Linked DNA regions of Homo sapiens: region 2 is linked to region 1. Evidence: chromatin contacts called from ENCODE POLR2A ChIA-PET data. All regions are on one chromosome and are shown on one strand. The core of a region is the stretch at or near the end of the contact, and the rest is flanking DNA. Distances in the headings are between cores, read along the strand shown. Region 1 has its middle 53 kb from the start of SLC1A3. Region 2 overlaps SLC1A3 (solute carrier family 1 member 3).

Region 1 (3,092 bases), core at 411-2,910:
TAAGATCCAAAAAGTAGAAACAGCTCAAATGTTCATCAGCTGATGAATGGATATATAAAATGTGATATGTTTATAAAATGGAATATTATTTGGCAATTAAATGTAGTATTGATACAGGCTACATTCTGAATAAATCTTGCAAATATGCTGAGTGAAAGAAGCTGGTCACAAAGGGCCACATATTATATTATTGTATTTATATGAAGTGCCCAGAATAGGCAAATGTTTATAGAGACATAAGATAGATTGGTGGTTGCCTAGGGCTTGGAGTTTGGAGGGAAATTGGAAGTGACTGCTAATGAGTATGAGGTTTCTTCCCCGGGTGATGAAAATTTTCTAAAATTGGTGGTGGTGATAGTTGTACAACTCTGTGAATATACTAAAAACCATTGAGCTTACACTTTAATTGAATGAGTTGGATGGTGTGTGAATTATATCCTTATAAAGCTGTTGATTTAGTTTTGCTTCTTCTTTAAATTCTACTAAAATGCCAGTAAATTGATTTTTCTTTTAAAAAGGCATAGACGAACACAACACCAACATTTTAGAACTTAGGAAATAGATGGATAAAGTCCCCAGAACATTAACTTTAAATTGACTTTAGGGAATGCTAAGAAGCAGCATGATTTTTGACGCTGGATCCTCAAAAGTCTCTGGAATAGGGAATACGTTGCTCACTCCCACCTCTAGAAGTGGGAAAACAGATTGGTTGAAGATCTAGAGATTGAGAGATCCATTCTTCCTTATCTGCATAGCTGGGCAAATGCTCGTTCTGCTTCCAGGAGAAGATAGGAGGTTTATTCTCTGGAGAGGGAGAGCAGAGGAGGCTGATGGATATCAAACATGGTTGAGGGTAGAGGTGCCATGCTAAAAACAGGGAGATAAGTGAAATTGGGCATTTTGAATGGTGAGACCACCCTGAGTCTGCCTCTCCTTTGTTCCCAGAGTTCTGGCATCCACAAATACACCCTGCAGGCAGGGATTTGAGAGGATCTTCTCTGGGAACTCTGACCAGTCCAAGAAAAGAGATTTAAAGTTAGCATATTGCTATTTCCCCTAAGTAAGGGCATCTCACCCACGTGCCAGAGCCTTTAATGTAAAAGCTCTTAGTGCCCTATTTTTAAAAAATATTATACTGTGGATTATTTTAAACAGACGGAAGTAGACAAAAGGGTATAACAAATTTCATATGATAAGCGTATAGCTTTAATCATTATCAACACATGGCCAACTTTGGGTTATCTTTACCTCCCTCTCTGCCCAATGGATTATTTAGAAGCAAATCCTGGACATCATAATACTTCATCCACAAATTCTTCAGCATATATCTGTAAATGATAAGTATTTAAAATAAACATAGTACTGTTACTATAACCCAAATATTAATTATTTAATACAAAGTATCCAGTCATTTTTCAATTTTTCAATTTCTTCCAATTATATCATAGACGTTTTTCTACAACTTGTTTGAATAAACATCCAACCAAGGTCCTCACTTTGTGTTTGGTTAATATGTCTCCTAAGTCTATGTATCAAGCCCCTCTTAGGTGCACCACTTCAGATCCTCTCAGCTCACCTTTCCCCAGGCCCTTGGCCACTTGTTTTATTCCAGTTGCCTTAGTGACAGCCTTCACATAAACAAAACCCAACAGTGGTGAGGCATCATGCCCATGGCATGGGGCTCCTGCATTCCTTCTTGGGAATTCCTTTTCCACGAGACGTGAGTTATTTTGGGACCCATGAATGTGCACAGGGAAGTTTTGGGTTGTTAACACTCAAAGGTAAATCTTTGATCAATGGGTGATGGGAGCTAGTGCATAAATTCCTCCATCGTCCTCTTCCTATGTAGGCTGTCCTGAAATGCAGTAGCTCAAATTGTGTCTCAGAAGACGGTCCCTCAAGACTGCACACTTGGCACCAAGTGGGGCAGGTCAGAAATGTACACTCTTTTATTAACCTATTTCCTCTTCTATTTCCCTTTCTCCTCATTTCCTGAGATAAGCTTTGCCTCAGGCTCTCTTTACTAGTGGATTCACGGTAAGGCAATTTTTTTTATAGACTTCCTCACTGTTTTAATTTCCTTTGTAATCTAGTTGTTGAAAAAAACATGTCATTCATTTATCGTCTAGAGTTTCCTATGTTCTGGTTTCTGCTGATTGTACACCTCATAGTAGTTTAACACGTTTTTCTGTCTCTTTTCTTTAAACTCGTATTTGGAACTAGAGACTTTATCAGATTCAGGGTTGATTTTCTGGCAAGAACATTATGTAAATGACATTTAAAATATCCTATTGTGGCTGGGCACGGTGACTCACACCTGTAATCCCAGCACTTTGGGAGGCTGAGGCGGGTGGATCACCTGAGGTCAGGAGTTCCAGACCAGCCTGGTCAACATGGTGCAACCCTGTCTCTACTAAAAATACAAAAAATTAGCTGGGCATGAAGGCGGGCGCCTGTAATCCCAGCTACTCAGGAGGCTGAGGCAGGAGAATCACTTCAACCCGGGAGGCGGAGGTTGCAGTGAGCCGAGGTCACTCCGTTGCACTCCAGCCTGGGCAAGAAGAGCAAAACTCCATCTCAAAAAAAAAAAAAAAAAAAAGGCCGGTTGCAACATCAGGAGAAAAACATATTTGATTACCGGAATATTTATCTTTTTGTGATGTTAAGATAAATCAGTAGGTTCAGACATTGTCAGCCTGATCTTTCCATTAAAAAGTCTGATATTTGCTTATTTTTAAAAGCAAATTTATAAAGGTATAATTTACATACAATAAAATACATCCACTTTTTACACCTGTGTAACCACCTCCACAGTCAAGATATGTTTTTTAGATTCATCTATGTTGTTGTGTGTATCAGTGTTAAAATTTGAATTTGCTGAGTAGAATTCCATTGTATGAATATAGCATGACTTATTTACCCATTCACCTGTTGATAAACACTTGTGTTGTTCTAGCTTTTGCCTGTTATGAATAAGCTTCTATTATGTTCAAGTCCTTTCATTCAACTGTTTTTCCTATTGAAAAAATACTTAGAATTTCTGAGTCACATGGTAAGGCTATATCTAACCTTAGAAGAAACAGACAAATTAT
Region 2 (3,240 bases), core at 169-2,668, 110 kb before region 1:
AGATGGGCAAACTTACAAGGAAAGCAAGGATGAGTGCTAATATGTACCATATTCATGTGAATATAAGTTTTTTTAATAAGAAAATCAAACTCTAAAAATACAATATACTTCATAATTACAGATTGAAAAATGGGGCCGTGTGTCCTAGGCAGCTGCCCACTGCTGAGTCCAGGGTACACTGCCATCCTAGGAAGAGAGTGAGGAGGAGGGTGAAAAAACTCACCCAGGAAAGGCAGTGAGGGGTGGGGAGGGAGCACAAAGAAAGTCACTTCAAATCTCTCTCTAGAACTATATTGTTTTTCTGTGCAAAAATATTTTCTTCTGGCCCCTTTATAGACTAGCTTGTAAAAACACTGCAAAGTGCTATGATTCTAAGGGTTCTGGAACCGAAGACAAATCATTAAAAGTTAGATTCCAAATTGTTGGTAAAGAATGATTATGTCACAATTTTGCATCACAGTTAGTAAGCCAGTGATAGCCTCGGAATGTAATCTAAGAGACAGTGGCACAGTGGTTAAGAGTTCAGACTCTGACGTTAGAATACCTGGATTCTACTTTTGGCTCTGGTACCATGTGGCTTCTCCAAGCCTCAGTTTCCTCCTCTGTGGAATGTGAAAAATAGAAGCTCCCTCATAGGGTTTTCACTGGCATTAAAGGGGCTTCCATATAGAAAGCACTTAAAGTAGTGTTCAGCACGTGGTAAGCATTCAACAAATGTTAGGTGTTATTATTACTTATTAAACAGGTACATAATAAACAAGCTGTTCACAAAGCATTATTTCACCTCTAAGCCTTACTTCTGATGTAGAAAATACACTAACAATATCTACATTGCAAGATTAGAGAAAACATATTTACAGGGTACAAAGTAGGTCCTTGATAAAGGACAGTTTTGTTCATTCTGTGTCTCCTGCTACCAGAATTTTAGTGCCAAGAGAGCGGGACCATCTGTTTTATTCATTGCAGTGGCCTCAGTGCCTAGCATAGTGTCTGCACATAGAGGGGCTCAATAATCATTTTTTTGAATAACCAGCCATTCTTATTAGTGTTTTTGTTGCTATGCTGGATAGAGGCCACATGCTTTTTTTTTTTTTCTAACACTTAGATTGGGTTACTATATGAATTACAAATTCTAAAGTTGCTTTTGTTTAAAACACTCTTTAATTCTGACTCACTAATTTTGGTTGATCTTCCCCCAATTAATCCAAAATAATGAGGTTCATTCTGTCTGGAACAACAAGAGACAAACCTTGTGGGGAAAGAGTGTCAATGCAAACCCAGCGGCACCCGGAGTTTCATTTCCAGAGCTGGGAATGAGTTCCCGGCAAGGTGGCCCTAAGCTGCTCAGGAAGGCCAGGAGGCTGGAAAACTTCCACTTATTACTCACCACCATGGAATGGGCACCCTATTGCTTTCCCTTCCTTTGCCTTCTCTCTGGCACACCTGTATTATTTTCCCTGTTTTGCTAACATATTTCCCTCTTGCAGATGAGCCTATAGAAGTAACTGCTATAGCTCTATCTGTCCATATGTTAACAGGTGAATGAATGAGTAAATTAAAATAGAAATGCAGAGAAGGGAATGAAAGAGAGGCCTGTGGTCTAAATGTGTGCCTTCATGAAGTCAATTTAGTAGGTCATAACTAGTATTTTCATCAATTAATCAAAGTGAATAGAAAATATCACAGTGTGTCACATGTGGTAAAGGTAAGTATTGTTTTGTGAGAATTTTTTTTCAGCTCTCTGTGTGTATGTGTGTGAGTGCCAGGTTGCAATACAAAATATATTTATTATTGTAGTTTCTGGTAAAAAAAAAAATGTTTGTAAACACTGGCATAAACCCCCATTTGGTTAATAGTAGAGGCTTTAAAAAGGAGCCAATGGGCCGGGCATGGTGGCTCAAACCTGTAATTCCAGCACTTTGGGAGGCCGAGGAGGGTGGATCACTGGAGGTCAGGAGTTCGAGACCAGCCTGGCCAACATAGTGAAACCCTGTCTCTACTAAAAATACAAAATTAGCTAGGTGTGGTGGTGCACGCCTGTAATCCCAGCTAGTTGGGAGGCTGAGGCAGGAGAATCCCTCGAACCTGGGAGGCAGAGGTTGCAGTGAGCTGAGATCATGCCATTGCACTCCAGCCTGGGCAAAAAAGAGCGAAACTCTGTCTAAAAACAACAACAACAGCAACAAAAAGGAACCATGAACTATTTATTGTCTTCCCTTCCTACCATCTTTGTTTCCTATGATCTTGGGCTGTCCACCATACCCAAGAACTTGCTTCATCTCACTAGTGGAGACCACAGAATGAGGATAGTGACCTTGGGTATTGGGTCATTTCACTTGAACAGAAATTTTATGGACATTGTAACAAGGGAATACATTTTAGAAAGGTTCACTTCACGGAATTTTGAGCAAAGAAGGCAATTTACTTTTATCAGTGATTCTTGGTGAAGAGAATGAAACCATCTCCATGAAGAGCGGAGAACGATTTTGCAGAATTCACAGTCACAAGCATTTTCACACGGGTTTTCACCCTGGTCAAAGGTTCCTTCTCATTATGGCTGTTTATAATATCACAAATGACATTTTATTAGCCTATAACACAGCTTAGCCTTATAAGATTACATTACATGAAAACACCAAGTGTTCCTTACAGATTTGCCACGTGTGATGGCACATACTTTATCAGGGAAACTGATTTTTAAATTTGACCCTTAAAACTTGTCAACACGTCTTTTTCTTCAAGCTCTAGTGTTCCTTAAGAAAACTAAGTGCAGGGCCGGGCGCGGTGGCTCACGCCTATAATCCCAGTACTTTGGGAGGCTGAGGCAGGTGGATCACCTGAGGTCAGGAGTTCGGGACCAGCCTGGCCAACATGGGGACCCCGTCTCTACTAAAAATACAAAAAATACAAAAAAAAAAAAAAAAAAAAAAAAATGCCGGGCGTGGTGGAGCATGCCTGTAATCCCAGCTACCCGAGAGGCTGAGGCAGGAGAATTGCTCGAACCTGGGAAGCGGAGGTTGCAGGGAGCAGAGATCACGCTACTGCACTCCAGCCTGGGGGACAGAGCGAGACTCCGTCTCTAAAAACAAAAACAAACAAACAAGAAAAGAAAATGAAGTGTAGAAAAGCAAAAGAGAAACATTCTCTTTTGAAAGATTGTTAAGTAGAAAAAAATCAGTGGCGAAGACAGTATTATTAGTGGCAGAAAAAGTCAACTAAATCACTGTATCCTCGGTCTGA

The links. ChIA-PET counts read pairs that join two places held with the same protein, here RNA polymerase II (POLR2A).
Region 2: POLR2A ChIA-PET joins it to region 1 with 33 read pairs in activated T-cell. The contact joins two enhancer-like sites. POLR2A ChIA-PET finds 5 or more read pairs at or near these places in 2 of 52 experiments (activated CD4-positive, alpha-beta T cell and activated T-cell).

The regions. Positions count from the first base shown.
Region 1 is chr5:36,551,785-36,554,876 of GRCh38, reverse strand. No RefSeq gene overlaps it. Among named protein-coding and RNA genes, the nearest start is that of SLC1A3, 53 kb to the left of the region's middle. Within about 2 kb of position 1,660, at least 2 of the 41 ENCODE cell types and tissues checked have a DNase peak (open chromatin) inside an H3K27ac peak, as active enhancers do.
Region 2 is chr5:36,663,074-36,666,313 of GRCh38, reverse strand. The region is part of intron 3 of SLC1A3 (solute carrier family 1 member 3); the gene reads right to left. SLC1A3-AS1 (SLC1A3 antisense RNA 1) reads left to right here. Exons shown (of 2, transcript XR_007058736.1): 2 at 1-419. Among named protein-coding and RNA genes, the nearest start is that of SLC1A3, 58 kb to the right of the region's middle. Within about 2 kb of position 1,418, at least 3 of the 41 ENCODE cell types and tissues checked have a DNase peak (open chromatin) inside an H3K27ac peak, as active enhancers do.